Linked DNA regions of Homo sapiens: region 1 is linked to region 2. Evidence: read pairs that join two places in POLR2A ChIA-PET (ENCODE). Cell type or tissue: PC-9. All regions are shown on one strand.

What was found. Peaks named below come from ENCODE experiments on the same cell type or tissue, not always from the same donor. Only the 100,000 strongest peaks of a DNase experiment are listed, where the experiment ranks them.
Region 1: POLR2A ChIA-PET joins it to region 2 with 7 read pairs; 2 of 35 experiments call an interaction of 5 or more read pairs at or near these places.

What each region holds. Positions count from the first base shown.
Region 1 is chr22:32,899,367-32,907,366 of GRCh38, forward strand. All of the region lies in intron 4 of SYN3 (synapsin III), which reads right to left. Among named protein-coding and RNA genes, the nearest start is that of TIMP3, 100 kb to the left of the region's middle. In PC-9, no CTCF peak of the experiment used is centred here; a DNase peak (open chromatin) is centred at 4,875.
Region 2 is chr22:32,423,819-32,431,818 of GRCh38, forward strand. It overlaps BPIFC (BPI fold containing family C), which reads right to left. Exons shown (of 17, transcript NM_174932.3): 13 at 7,529-7,596. Among named protein-coding and RNA genes, the nearest start is that of RTCB, 16 kb to the left of the region's middle. In PC-9, no CTCF peak of the experiment used is centred here; no DNase peak of the experiment used is centred here; H3K27me3 peaks cover 4,298 bases.

The DNA.
Region 1 (8,000 bases), 480 kb after region 2:
AGTGGTTTTGAAATGGGGTTTAGGAGAAGAAATCCTTTTGTAAGCAGGAGTGGGACTGGGGAACGGAGGCGTTAATCAAGTGAGACTTTCATACAACTGAGAAAAGGTTAACTTCCCCCTAAAGAAGGAGCGTGTGTGCAGGGAATGAGGGGTTGGTCCATGATGGAGGTTATGGGCCCACCAGTGGCCTCTATATGGCTTTATCTAGAGCATTTCTGAATTCATCCACTTAAAATTTAATTAGGAAAAAGGGTTATTCTGCTTAAAATTAAATTAGCTTGGAAACACCACATATAATAAGGCCTGGAGTTAAAATGCTGGGTTCTTGTCCTGGCCCTGAAACTCACTAGCCAGAAACCCTGAACAAGTCAATTTCCCTCTTTTGAGCCTTCGTTCTTTTACAGTTAAAACAAGGAAGTCGGCCGGGCGCGGTGGCTCACGCCTGTAATCCCAGCACTTTGGGAGGCCGAGGCGGGTGGATCATGAGGTCAGGAGATCGAGACCATCCTGGCTAACAAGGTGAAACCCCGTCTCTACTAAAAATATAAAAAATTAGCCGGGCGCGGTGGCGGGCGCCTGTAGTCCCAGCTACTCGGGAGGCTGAGGCAGGAGAATGGCGTGAACCCGGGAGGCGGAGCTTGCGGTGAGCCGAGATTGCGCCACTGCAGTCCGCAGTCCGGCCTGGGCGACAGAGCGAGACTCCGTCTCAAAAAAAAAAAAAAAAAAAACAAGGAAGTCAGATGGTATACTTCTGGGGCCTTTATTAGCTAAAATATTCTGAGAGAGCGTGACCTTCTAGTACTGTCTCCCATGGAACTGTCCTGGTGAAACCCAGAGATCAGCTCATGAAGATGGACTTGAGGCAAGAGAGAGCTGAAATGAAATTGGGCTTGAGTTGCCACTCAGCCCAGCACCATCTTTTCAGATCCTTGTTCTGAAGCAGCAGATCCTCTTCATCTTTTCAGCCCTGAAGGAATCCCTTACATCCGGGTCACTGCAAAGTTCCGGGCAAATTTCCTGACAAACTTCTGTTCATTTTTTAAAACCCATTGTAAATGTTATGGTCATTTGTTCATTCAATAAACATTTATTGAATAAATACTCTGTGCCAGGTGTTCTTCTAAGGGATTTGGCAGTGAACAACAAAAACAACAAAAATCCATGCCTTCTATATTTTAAGAGACATCCTTTTTTGACCAACTAGCCTTTTGCATAGACTTTGATAGTTTTACTGTTCTAAGTGACATGTCGGCTTCCCTATTAGACTGTAAGCTCTATGAGGCCAAGAACTGTATATACTCCTCACTTCATCCCCAGTTTCCCAATGGAATACCTGGCAGACTGCCTGTATTTTTCTCTTCCTGAGGATTTAAAGACCTGGACATGTATACTATGGTCATTATCTCACCATCCTAGCCAGGAAATTGACATTTATTTAGCATTTTTTTCTGGGAAGACTTACTGCCTAGTACTTTCCTACTTATATTCTAAGATGGCACATTTAATTATTTGATCAATATCTGCCCCTTGTCCATTAGACTATCAGCTACATGACGGCAGCGGAAATATTTGGTTTACTGATGCAGCAACAGCATCCAATAGATGTATCTAGCATACAGGTAGCACTCATAAATGTTTGCTGAATGAGTGTTAGGATATGGAGAGGAAAATGTGGTGATGCAAAATTATGCAATTTGCAGTCTTTAATGCTGATCAGTCTAGCTGGGTACTGGGAGCACACAGATGGTGTATGCTTAAAAGCTTATGAATAGGAGTTGGCATTTTAATACAGTAACAAGTACTTGAACATTGACTAATACACAGTTGCGTGTGACAAAGTGCCACATTTCTGGTATAGATAAGTGCTGGAAAACAGGCTTTGGAGCCAGTGAGATCTGAGTTCAAATCTTAATTGTGCTTCTTAGAGGCTGGGTTGTTGGGTGATACTTAATCCACCTGAACATCAGTTTCCTCACTGGGACATGAGCACTGAATTAGCAAGTATATAGTACAGTGTCTGGCTTTTAGTTGATGCTACATAAATGTTAGTGCTTCTTACTTCTTGCCACTAAAGAGAATCTTGTCCCTCCTTTCAGGCCCAAGTCCAATTCCTTATCTTGGTGAACCCTTCCCTCACTGCACAGCTCACAGTCATCCTGCTTGTCTTGGAGCTCCTCTCATAATGATCAGCCAAGCATCCTGCTTCACATATTTAGCTTTCTATTTATCAAATACTTTCAATGTGCCTAATATGCACCATAGCCTCGTGTAGATGTTTTACAGGTTTTAGTTTCTTAATCCCCAGGACAACCCTCCGAAGTCGGTTCCCATTTTACAGATGAGGAAAATGGCACCAGTGAGATGTCACTAACTTGCCCGAGGGCACACAACTGGGAAGCAGTCCTGCCAGTATTTAAATCCAGGCAGTCTAGCTGCAGATGCTGCATTTGGAAACCCAAGGGCCACATGGCCTTTCTGCCTTACGATGTCAACCAATCATGGTTTGAGCTGGGCCAGCCTTGCTGGCTGGAGCTGAAGCTACTGAAGGGGAGGACAGCCCAGCTCCTGCCTCCCAGCATCTCTGTTCTTCTGAGGAGAGCAGAGCCCCTCTTGGAAAGGGCCCATTCCAAGGTCTCAAAGATTTCTCTATGAGATCTGGGAGGCTGCACAGCTTTGTTGGGCACATGAGAATGGAACCAGAAGACCCCCAACTCTACACCCAATTCCTCACCATGGAAAGGAAGTGGAGGCACCTTCCAGGCAGCCCCCTAGGTGGCGGCTGTTCCCAACACACATTTATTTAGCATGAGCCTAGGGCTTGGTTCTGGGGATAAATTCTTAAGCAAGACAATATGAAACAACTGAAATAATTTGAAACAATATGATGAGCTTAAAATCCATGCAGTCCCCAAATTCCAGGCTGGTCTGGGTCAAGGGAGAATGTAGTCAGTGAGGGTTTCTAAGCACAAGTGAGCAGTAACAAGGAATCAGGAAGATGGGTGTGAGTTGGCCATGCCAAAGATATTTTCTGGAGCTGGGATGGCAACATGGGTATTCCAGGCAAGACTGGCCAATACCTCCAAGGTCTGAAGATAGAGGAAGCCATTTGAAATACCTTCTCCATTCAATCTCTGCAATCTTGTGAAAAATTCATTGGTTTTTTATTAGCCTATTTTTCAGATGGGAAAATTGAGGCCCAGGTTGTACCTTGCTTATGATCACCTTGCTAATAAATGGTAGAGCTGTTCACTCCAAAGCATTCACACCAGCTTCTGAGAATAGAGGCTTTTATAAAACAAGCAAATGCAAGGAGGATGGGACTCGTGGGCAGGTTCATGGGACTAGGTTCTAACTGAAGATGTGGTACCGTCACTGACCATGGGAAAATTACTGGAACTTTCTGAGCTCCTTTTTCCACATCTGTTGGCAAATAGAGAAGATCTGAATATGTCTCAAGTCAGAGTTTGCAAAACAGTATGCTGCATTAAGCATAACCCCTGGAGACAAAAAAAAAAAAAAAAGTTGGTGGTCCTGGATGTATTTTACTGAGGAGGACACTGAGGTTTAGAGCAGTTAATAACTTTCCCAGTTTACATGGCTAAAATGTGACAGTGCCAGAATTTAAACTACGGTGGTTTGGATTCAGAATCACAGTCTTAAAAAACACGCTCTCTACTGTTTTTCGAGTACAGAGAAATGATAATTGATGCTCAGCCCCTATGTCTGGGATACATTAGGGAGTGGTGGGGACTCTGGTGAGCTATAGAGTCCATGCTCTGACTAAAGGTACACTCCTGTGACTGACCTTGAGTAAGACCAGTGAATGTTTGGTGCCCCAATTTTCTCTACCCTAAAATTGCTATAATTATCTCTTCATCTCATAGGGTTGTTTTGAAGACTAAATTAATTAACATGCCTGGCACATAGTAAACATTATGTAAGTGCAAGCTGTTATGACCTGTGAGGTGATCTTTGTTTTACACATTCGTTTTTTTAAAAAATACCCATCTAACAAGTTCTATGTCTTAAACATTCAAAACACCTACTTATATATAGTACAGGGAACTGCGCACACCACTGACGATCAAGTTTTGACAACTGTTCTGGGGCCTTTTCCTCCTCCTTCTGAGCAACACTAGAGCTTGTGGGTAGGGGGAGGGGGCTTGGGAAAAGAATTGAGCTCTCCAGGCCACAAGCCATGCGCTTCGCACATCAGCAGCAGCCTCCATAGCTGGCTGCTGTAGCCCCTCACAGAGCTCATGGTTACCATCGGCCTCCAGGCTGTAAAGAATGTGAGGTGCAATGGGCAGCCTTCCAGGTACCCAAGAAGGGAGGCTTCATCCTTTCAGGATGTCTCAGGCTTCAGATAAAACCCTTCCTGTGTTCCAGCTCATAGCTGGCAGGGGCAATCGGCAATGACTGACGACAATGGGTGACTTGTCAAAAAGATGTGTGTGTGAACCAAATGCCAGCTAGCTGGAGCAAAGCATGCATTCAGGAGGCTGGTGGGAAGACCATCAACTGCACAATGGTTTGTTTTGCACCTACTATGTATTGGGCCCCGGGCCAGGCCCAGTACATAGTAGTACATACATTTCAGGAGGTGGTGAAATTAATAATAATAGTAGTTCACCTGTATTTACTGCCTCAGAGCACCACAACAGACATTATTTCTCTTAATCCTTGGCACAAGTCTATGATGTAAGCAGGCCTCATTTCCTTGCTTTAAAGGTGGGTAATAAATGAGACTTGTTTAAAGTTATAAATTATGGCAGAGATATTTGGCCAAGCTTGTTTCCTTTTCCACCTGGGTATCCCCATCTGGACTACATTTCCCAGCAGGCCTTGTGGTTGAGTGTGGGCATGTGACAGAGTTCTGGCCAATGGGATGAATGGAATGCTAGTGATACTGCAATATGGCTCTGCGAGGCCTGGCCCATAAAAATCTTTCCAAGCAGTCTATCCTCTCCTCCTCCCTTGGCTAGCAGATGCAGAGAGTCTGCAGAGGGCTCTGAGTACCTAGCGATGGTGGAGTCACAAGATGGAAGGCGCCTGGTTGGATTCCTGAGGAACTCTGAAGAAGGTCGTCTGCTGAATGCCACACTCTACTCTTGATTGAGTGAGACCTAGGCTTCTTTTGTGTTAGACCACCAAGTTTTTTGTTTTTTTTTTTCATAACAGATAGCCTGCCCTAATATACACAGTAAAAGCAGAATTGGGGTTTTAGAGGCATTTTGCTTGTACATGTGACAGTTTTTTCGACCATCTTCCAAACAGGCAGAAAAATCTCCTTATGCATATAGAGTCTTGGGATTTTATAAAGCATTTGAACAAGTAATGGGACAGTTTCTTCCTTCCACTCCACGCAACACTTGGACTGTGGACTCTTGTCCACTGTGGGAAGCTTTCAGGTGGGGTAAGATGTCTGGGCTAGCCACAGCTCTGGTATCATTTGCTCAGCCCTTCGCAATTGTCCTGGTAGACAATAAAGTGTCAGTGTTGTAAGGCATTCTTTGCATGCAATGAATTAACTTCCCTCCTGTCCATGGATAATGGTACAAATTATATACCGTCCCTCAGAGAACTGTGAAAATAGTCATCATTATGTGCTTTTGTGTTCTGTGGTTCAGATGAGAACCCCCAATTGCAAGCCCCTTCCCCTCTCTGAGCTTCAGTTTTCTCATCTATAAAACCACAGGGTGGAATTAAGTGAACTAAAGAGTCTCTTGCGAGCTCGAATTTGCTATACTCTCACAAAAAAGCAATATTTTGTATGAGTCAGACACTGTCCCACATTATTTCACTTAGTCATTGAAATGAAGGAGGATACAAATAAGGTATTTTGGGGAAAATAATAGAGAAACTGGAATTGCCCACCTTCAGTTGTTTCCTCCAAAGTTTCTATTCAATAAACTTTAGGGGAGTGGCAAAGTGGTACACAGTATTACTCTAACTTGCAACTTCACTGAGCCTGCAATCTAGGTGGGAGGACAAAAACCACACTTAGGGAACCAATAAATGTCCCAGAGCATAAGGCAAAGAGTCTGCATGGTCAGGAAGACAAAGGGGGACAGAGGGAAAGAGACCTACCTTGGTTGCCACCCTCCACCCTGCCTCAAATTCCTGACTGCAGACACAGTTACGCTCTGAGCACTTGCTGTGCGCCAGACACTGGCTGGGTGTTTTGCTTTCACACTGCATTTGATTCTCACAGGCGCATTGCCAGGAGGGCATGATTCTATCTGGTTAAAGAAGTGGAGCTTAGGAGGCACATGGTCAGTAAGTCACTTATCCAAGGCTCCCACATAGCTGATAAGTACCAGAGCCACAGGGTTTGAAGCAGGTCTGTGTGGCTGCAAGAGCCTGTATTCCCTGCACTCTGCCTCTGCCCTCCTATATGGGCAGCTCTGGCCTGAGATTCAAGCTGCACTAACTTCCCCGGGTCTTGAAGAAGAGATACTGGCACCCCCTCTAAGGGTTCGTGCCCTTTCATTCATGAATCACAGTCAGGTATCCTGAGGAAACCTCAGCTTGCAGGGCATCCCATGGCAGAGAGGTCGGACATTCACAGAGAGGTGCAGCAGGTTTGGTATCATTGGCAGAGCCCTGGATATTCTAACTGGGAAACTCTGGTACAAAAATTCCAAGGTTTGCACAGCTAGAGGCCCATGGGAAAGACCTAGGAGCAGCTGAAACTAACTGACCCCACCTGGAAGCAGATCCCCTCCAAGGACACAGAGGGAAGAAAAGCGGCAGGAAGTAGCTGGTCTGGTTGTTCTCAGGAAGGCGCACGACCTGGAAGAGAGAAACGTCTTTCCCTGCAAACAACGATCTGGCATTTCTCAGTGTGTGCTCCTGGGACCCTCTGCAACACAGCTCACTTAGCATGTTGAAAAAGGGGATTCTTGGGCCTCAAACACAATGAATCAAGATCCCCTGGAGTGGGGAACAGGAACCTGCATTTAGCCAAGCTCATCAGATAGTTCTAATGCTCACCAGGATTTAAAAATGGAAAATTCCACTTATTTGAAATGATTCTACTTAGTTCTTCCTTAGATGCCCTATTCATTCCTGCCATTTTGCCCATCAGTGATGCTTAACCCCAGGGGAAAAATAGTAAATATATTAATATCTTTTTTTAACTTTAAGTTCTGGGATACATGTGCAGAATGTGCAGGTTTGTTACATAGGTACACATGTGCCATAGTGGTTTGCTGCACCTATCAACCCATCACCTAGGTTTTAAGTCCTGCATGCATTAGGCATTTGTCCTAATGCTCACCCTCCCCTTGCCCCCCACCCCCCGACAGGCCCGGGTGTGTGATGTTCCCCTCCCTGTGTCCATGTGTTCCCATTGTTCAACTCCCACTAATGAATGAGAACATGAGGTGTTTGGTTTTCTCTTCCTGTGTTAGTTTGCTGAGAATGATGGCTTCCAGCTTCATCCATGTCCCTACAAAGGACATGAACTCATCCTCTTTTATGGCTGCATAGTATTCCATGGTGTATATGTGCCACATTTTCTTTATCCAGTCTATCATTGATGGGCATGTGGGTTGGTTCAAAGTCTTTGCTATTATGAATAGTGCTGCAATAAACATACATGTGCATGTGTCTTTATAATAGAATGATTTATAATCCTTTGGGTGTATACTCAATAGTGGGATTGCTGGGTCAAATGGTATTTCTGGTTCTAGATCATTGAGGAATCACCACACTGTCTTCCACAATGGTTGAACTAATTTACATTCCCACCATTAATTAATAGATATATTTATATCTATTGTGTGCTCATCATGTGTCCCAGATTCCTGTAAGCATTTTAAGTGAATTAAGTCATTTAATATCCTCACAACATCCTTCTAAGGAAGGTACTTTCACTAGCCTAGGATTACATATAAGGGAACTGAGGCACAGAGAAGCTAAGAAGCTGTGAAAAGCCACACAGTAAGTGGCTGGGCCAGAACATGGACCCAGGCAGTCTGATTCCCAAGCTTGAC
Region 2 (8,000 bases):
TTGGCCTCTGAAGTAATCTAAAATATGTCTACTATGTGGGCCAAACTGTACTGAGGTTGCCTCCAAAGAGAAGTATGTTTGGAACAACTCTCAATTGTAAATAGAGCAGTGAGTCTGGTTTAAAACTCCACAGCTTTAAAAACCATCCTGACTTGTCATGTCTCTTGGGATCAGTTTCTCCCTGTTATTTGGTCAAAATTTGATCTTAGAATGGGGAAAAAGAATGAAATACTAGTACTACTAGGAACAAATATTTCTGGATCAATGACTATATGCTGACTGTTGTGCTAAGTGATTTACATACATTATCTCATCCACCCATACAACAACCCTATGGAGGGGTGTTCTGTTTTGCTAATGAGGAAACTGATACTTAACGAGGTTAAGTAACTTGCTTAAGGTCACTAGGTAGCAAGTGGCAGAGGTAGAATTCAAATCCAGATATGCCTGACTCCAGAGACTGTGCTCTTAACTAGACATGCTCAAAGAGTTCAAGTGTATTATTAGAATTGCTAGTTTTTTACTTTCTTCACCATTTTCTCCCCTTGATTCCTTGATGCGGTGACAAAAGTGCTGTGTGTTTTTTTCTATTTCAGCACAACCAGTTCCAGTGTTTTCTCTTTCTTTTATCAATGCTGAATATTGAAAAAGGGCATGCTGCCTGTTTCAACTTAGCGTGACTCCATGCTTATGGGTTTCCTCTTCCAGGCAAGGGTATAAAGGTATTTATTTCCTAAATCTTAAGTGTTATTTTCTTTCTTCTTCTTCTTCTTCTTCTTCTTCTCCTCCTCCTCCTCCTCCTCCTCCTCCTCTTCTTCTTCTTCTCTTCTTCTTCTTCTTCTTCTTCTTCTTCTTCTTCTTCTTCTTCTTCTTCCTCTTCTTCTTCCTCTTCTTCTTCCTCTTCTTCTTCCTCTTCTTCTTCCTCTTCTTCTTCCTCTTCTTCTTCTTCTTCTTCTTCTTCTTCTTCTTCCTTTTTTTTTGAGACGGAGTTTTGCTCTTGTCGCCCAGGCTAGAGTGCAGTGGTGTGATCTCGGCTCACTGCAACCTCCGCTTCCTGCATTCAAGCGATTCTCCTGCCTCAGCCTCCAGAGTAGCTGGGATTACAGGCATGCACCACCATGCCCAGCTAATTTTTGTATTATTAGTAGAGATGGAGTTTCACCATGTTGGCCAGGCTGGTCTCGAACTCCTGACCTCAGATGATTCACCTGCCTCGGCCTCCCAAAGTGCTGAGATTATAGGCGTGAGCCACCACGCCTGGCCTTGCCTTATTTTCTAAGTCAAAGCTCTTCACTACATCAAAGGCAGTATACTGTGGTAAGTAAATACTCACTGCTTTGAAAGCGGACTCACCCAGGTTCAAGTTCTGGCTCAGCCATTCAATAGCTCTGTGACCTTCAGTAAGTTATTTAATCTCTACAAACTGTAAAATGGGGATAATAGTACCTACCTCTAGGACCGTTCATTTAATCTACTGACATTTATTGAGCACTGTGCCAGGCCCTGGAGACACAGAGTTGTAAGATTTAAAATGAAATAATAGAGGTGTTGGGCTTGGCACAGGACCTAGTAGATGACAAAGATCCAATAATAAACAATAGCCATGAATTATACAAAAAAGGACTATTTCTTAGCTATCCATGGGCAGGATACAGGGGAGCGAAGTGTATTCTGAATCAGGGGACTCTGGAAATGATCTTGTACGATTGAGCACCTCCTTGTCCTGGCTGAGGCTATCTCTAAATTTGAAATCATAGTCAAAGCCAACAGCTAAGAAATAGTCTTTTTTTGGTACAGTTCATGACTATTCTTTATTATTGGGCCTTTACCGTCTATTAGGTCCCGTGCCAAGCCCGGTGCCTCTGTCATTTCATTTAAACCTTACAACTCCGTGTCTCCAGGGCCTGGAACAGTGCACAATAATGGTCAATAGATTAAATGAATGGTCCTGGAGGTAGGTACTATTATTCCCGTTTTATGCTTTATGGAGATTAAATAACTTACACCCAAGATCACAGAGCTATTGAATGGCAACCACACACTTTACCTGTATTAACTCTCATACTTCTCACAACCTTCTCCTGAAGTAGTCTTTATTACACCATTTTACAGAGGAGGAAATGGAGTCCAAGAGAGGTTAAGAAACTCGCCTGAGATGCCAGAGCTAATTAGTGGCAGCACTGGGATCAGAACCAGACCAGCTAGTCTGACTCCAAAGCCTGTGATCCTACAGTCTGTCTAGACCACCAACACGGGGTTTGTCTCTGATTTCTGTATTTGCTGTCTATGCAGCCAGCCCCGAGCAGCTCCAGGAAGAGGCACATTCAGGCAGGGGATAGTTAGAGAGGCCATGTTGTTCTGGGGAGAGTAATTTGGAGCCCCCGTGTTCCCTGGTTCTTCTCAGGGATGTTCCACTGATCTCCACCCACTTGATCCTTTTCCTGCTGCATCTCTCTGATATCACCCAAGACCAAACCAGCTCATCTTGAAAAGCCTGGGGAGCCCAGGAGTGGAGGAGCCAGCTGGGGCAGCCTGCATGGGAGGCAGGGCTAGGGATCCTACTGCCAGAGCCCAGGGCTGTCATTTCAACACAGCCTTGGCTCCTCTGCAAAGTCTTGCCTCCTGGTTTGGCTGCTTTAAACCTGAGTGAGGCCCAGCCCACCTGCCTTGCCCCCAGCCTGCTCACTGCCTGAGGTTTGCTATAACACCCCATGCAGGAGACACCCTCACTTGTGCTTAGAAGCCCCCTGTGCTTGGTTTAATGCCTTGCCATCTCTATCTTAAAATTCTTGACCAGGCACGGTGGCTCACGCCTGTAATCCCAGCACTTTGGGAGGCCGAGGCGGGTGGATCACCTGAGGTCAGGAGTTCGAGACCAGCCTGGCCAACATGGCGAAACCCCGTCTCTACTAAAAATACAAAAATCAGCCATGTGTGGTGGCACACGCCTGTAATCCCAGCTACCCAGGAGGCTGAGGCAGGAGGATCACTGGAACCCGGGGTGCAGAAGCTCCAGTGAACCAAGATCGTGCCACTGCACTCCAGCCCTGGCAACAGAGCAAGACTCTGTCTGAAAAAAAAAAAAGAAAGAAAGAAAAAAGAAATTCTTAATCCTTTTGAAAAGAGGCTCTGCATTTTCATTTTGCAGTGGGCCCTGCAAATTATGTAGCCAGCCCTGCTCAGACCCAGCTAAGGCATCAGAGCACCAGAAGTCTGCCCAGCGGAGAATTTCCAGGAGACTGCTGGGCAACAGACAACAAGCCAGAGGTCCTAATTTCAGGGTTCATGTTCATGAGGTCAAAGAACTCTGTGGACTGTAGGAAGCCAAGAGAATGAATTCACACATTTCCGGGATGATGTAAATTTATCGGCTTAAAACAGTTTTTTCTATTACTCCCATAAATAAACATAACAGCCATTGAACGTGCTGTTGCTTACTAGTATTATAGAAACATTAGAGATAAGGCTCAGTTTGATTTAAGCAGAAAAGTGAACCTGGTCTCCATGCTTCTTAAAGTCTTTTGCACCTTCTTGCCACAACCCTGAAGTTGAATCATGATTAAATTCTTCCTTGAGATCCTGCCAGTAAACCAGACACCTGCTCAGATGCAAGTGTTGTTTCTACCTTCTCTAGGAACCTTCTGCCTCAGTTAGCAGCCCTGCCCCTGTGCCCCGCCCCGCATCACTCCCCATTTCCAGCCTTTCCTTTCCTCCTGGTTCTTTCCTCTTTGTTTCCCAACAGACTGAGCATCACGGTCCCGATGCTCAGGCAATGCTATCCAGATTCTCTCCTTCCTTCCGCTCGTGGCCGATCTCAGATGCTGCCAATTTCTCACCTTTGGTTCCTTCCCCCCTCACCCTCATGCTCTCTGGCTTTCATCCTCTGTATTAGAACTGCCAAATATCACACCTGTAATCCCAGCACTTTGGGAGGCCAAGGTGGGTTGATCACGAGGTCAAAAGATCAAGACCATCCTGGCCAACATGGTGAAACCCCGTCTCTACTAAAACTACAAAAATTAGCTGGGCGTGGTGGCGTGCGCCTGTAGTCCCACCTGCTCAGGAGGCTGAGGCAGGAGAATCACTTGAACCTGGGAGGCAGAGGTTGCAGTAAGCCCAGATCGTGCCACTGCACTCCAGCCTGGGTGACAGAGCGAGATTCTGTCTCAAAACAAAACAGAACAAAACAAAACAAAAAAGAACTGCCAGATAAAGATCACTCTTCATGGTTCAGAGTTTCATCAGCCTGATTCCCTGGAAATGGGGTCACCTCATGACTTCTGGAGGCCTGAGGCACTTTTGTCTTTGGGGACCTTTCTTCTGTTAAAAAAAATGAAAATTATATTTTATAACTATTTGATATAAAGATAAGTATGATCAAGTCTAAATTGTATTCATTTTTAAAAATTATTATTTTAAAATACATTAAAACGTGTGTGTGTGTGTGTGTGCGCGCGCGTGTGTGTGTGTGTGTGTGCTTTTGGACAGGGTCTTGCTCTGTCGCCCAGATTGAGATCATAGCTCACTGCAGCCTCGACTTCTTGGGCTCAGGCAATCCATTCACCTTGGCCTCCCAAAGTGCTGGGATTACAGGTGTGTGCCACCCTGCCCGGCCTCTCATGGGCTTTTAAAGTATTGTGGCTCTAGGCACTGTGCCTATTGTGCCTAAAGGAAGCTAATGAAGAAGTCAGGACTGCTTTGAAGGGCTTGGTAAATGCGAGTAAACCTTCGTAAAACCTTTTCTTTCTGGGAAACCATACTACTTTAAACAAACAAACAAACAAACAAAACATTGTATTTCTGGGCATGGTGGCTCACGCCTGTAATCCCAGCACTTTGGGAGGCCGAGGCCCCAGATCGCCTGAGGTCAGGAGTTTGAGACCAGCCTGGCCAACATGGTGAAACCCCATCTCTACTAAAAAATACAAAAATTAGCCAGGTGTGGTGGCAGGCGCCTGTAATCCCAGCTACTTGGCGGGCTGAGGCAGGAGAATCACTTGAACCCGGGAGGCGGAGGTTGTAGTGAGCCGAGATCGCACCCCTGCACTCCAGCCTGGGTGACAGAGTAACACTCCATCTCAAAAAAAAACAAAATTATATTCCCTTTGTTGGAAAAACAATATACTTACAAAGAAAATTTTAATGAAAAAAGAACCCTCTCATAATCCCATATCCTAATACAACTCTTCATTTTCAGTTTTGTGATTCACTTCCTTGTCCAGATGCAAAGCTATTTTCCTCTTCCGGATGCAAAGCTATTTTCCTCTTCCAGATGCAAAGCTATTTTATACAATTAACAGCTGTTGTGTTTGTGCAGTTTTGTATTCTGTTTTTTCCATTTAACATAATTTTCTTGAAAACATTTTCCATGTTTCTTTTCTTTTTTTCTTTTTCTTTTTTTTTTCTGAGATGGAGTCTCGCTCTGTCCCCCAGGCTGGAGTGCAGTGGCGCCATCTCGGCTCACTGCAAGCTCGGCCTCCCGAGTTCACGCCATTGTCTTGCCTCAGCCTCCCAAGCAGCTGGAGCTACAGGCGCCCGCCACCACGCCCAGCTAATTTTTTGCATTTTCAGTAGAGACGGGGTTTCACCATGTTAGCCAGGATGGTCTCGATCTCCTGACCTCATGATCCGCTCGCCTCAGCCTCCCAAAGTGCTGGGATTACAGGCGTGAGCCATGGCAACTGGCCTTTGTTTTTTTTTTTTTTTTTTTTTTTTTTTCATGAAGTCCCGCTCTGTTGCCCAGGCTGGAGTGCAGTGGCGCAATCTCTGCTCACCACAACCTCCACCTCCCGGCTTCAAGCAATTCTTCTGTCTCAGGCTCCCGAGTAGCTGGGATTACAGGCACATGCTACCATGCCCGGCTAATTTTTGTATTTTTAGTAGAGATGGGGTTTCACTATGTTGGCCAGGCTGGTCTCGAACTCCTGACCTCATCATCTACTTGTCTCGTCCTCCCAAAGTGCTGGGATTACAGGTGTGAGCGACCGCGCCTGGCCATTTTCCATGTTTCCACAATAGACTTCATAACTACCACGTTGACTTGTGATTGATTTACTCCCCCTCTGCTGGTTTCTCAGATCTTTTCTGACTCTGCTTACGTCTGTTTCATTGCTTCCTTTTCTTCCATACATTTAGTCTATGCCGTCTAATCTTTCTGTAAATTCTCCCCCCAGGTAGTCTGATGGATGACTTCAACTACCAGCTTTATAGGGCTGAGGAAAATGGGCTTTGCAGACGGTTCTGCCGAATGGCACTTAGTGGTCAATGATCTGCGTCTGTGGCCTGCACATGGCCTTTCACCGTGTGTCACATGCATTTGACAGTCAGACAGGCCATGGGGAAGATCTTGTTAACTTCTCTGTTCTAGTAATGGGATCAGATGGTCAGAGTCTGAAGGTACCTTAGGCATGATCCAGTTCAACTTCCTTATTTGCAGATAAGGAAACTGAGGCTCAAGGAGGTTAACAGACTGGATCACAGTCATAGAGCCTGTGAATAAGGACTGGAAACTTGGTTCCTTAACTCCCAAAGCTTTATGCTCTTTCCTCACTAGCATGCTCTATGAATTTGATAAAGAAGAACTGAAGTTTATATTGCTGTACCATTAGAATGTACACTTCTATTACAGAATTATATATATATTCTTTGTATGTTTATATAAAATAAATAAAAATAAAATATAGGAAATAAATATAATATATAAAACATAATATATTTTATAAAATGTTTTATATAAATATAAAAATATATTTATTACATATGTAATATTTTATGTATTTAATTTGTATATGTATATAAAATATATAATATAAAATATGTGAGAGAGATATATTTTTTTGAGAGACAAGGTCTCATTCTATTGCTCAGGTTGGAGTGCAGTGGCACGATCATAGCTCACTGTAATCTCAAACTCCTGGGCTCAAGCAATTCTTCCCTCTCAGCTTCCTGAGTAGTTGGGATTACAGCGGTGCACACCACGCCTAGCTAATTTTTAAAAAAGCTTTTGTAGAGATGAGGTCTCACTTTGTTGCCCAGGCTGGGCTCAAACTCCTGGCCTCAAGCAATCCTCCCACTCCCAAATTGCTGGGATTACAGGTGAGAGCCTGTAAGATGGCACCTGACCATATTACAAAATTATATTTATAATTATTTTGTTCCCTATTTTATTTTTATGTTACTATAATGGAAAAAAGAAAAGCTTGACAGTACCATTTTTAGTAAAGTACATACTTTAAAGTTATCTGGCCCATTACAGGAGAGGTGCTTAACTGACTCATGTTCACACAATGGTTAACGTCCCTTTTTTTTTTTTTTTGAGACAGAGTCTCACTGTCACCCAGGCTGGAGTGCAGTGGTGTGATCTTGGCTTACTGCAACCTCTGCCTCCCGGGTTCAAGCGATTCTCCTGCCTCAGCCTCCTGAGTAGCTGAGATTACAGATCACTTGTTTTCTTAATGGTCACTTTGTCTCTGATCAGTTGACTCACTTATTACTAAGGTGCCCCAACAGTCAAATTGATTGATCTTACCTGTTCAGAGACAAGGAGCAGACCAGTCTTTGTCCCAAAATAACCAGGCCAACACTGGTACTAGCAACCTATAGACAATAAAAGCATTTATTATTAAGACGAGTGAGTGTCAATTTTGGCCATCAGTATAATTTCCAATAGTTGAAACATTATAAGCCCAACATTCCCCCTTAGTGTAAAGACATTGGAAGTCTAAAAGACATTGGAAATACAGACCTCTGAAAATCCTGTCTTGTAGTTAGGGAAGCTACCTGCAAAGACTTTTTGTTTGATGATCTCCTTTGAATTTTTTTTTTCTCCTAATCGCTCTTCTTTATGTATGTGTGTGTATGTGCCTATGTGCGTATGACATTTTTGTTAGGTTTATTATGTCCTTCTATCAGATTGCATTTGGCCTTCATTTGCTCAAGTAAAAATGAATTCTACCTTGATTGACTTATTTAGATTAAAAAAAAAGAGAGAATTCCAGCTG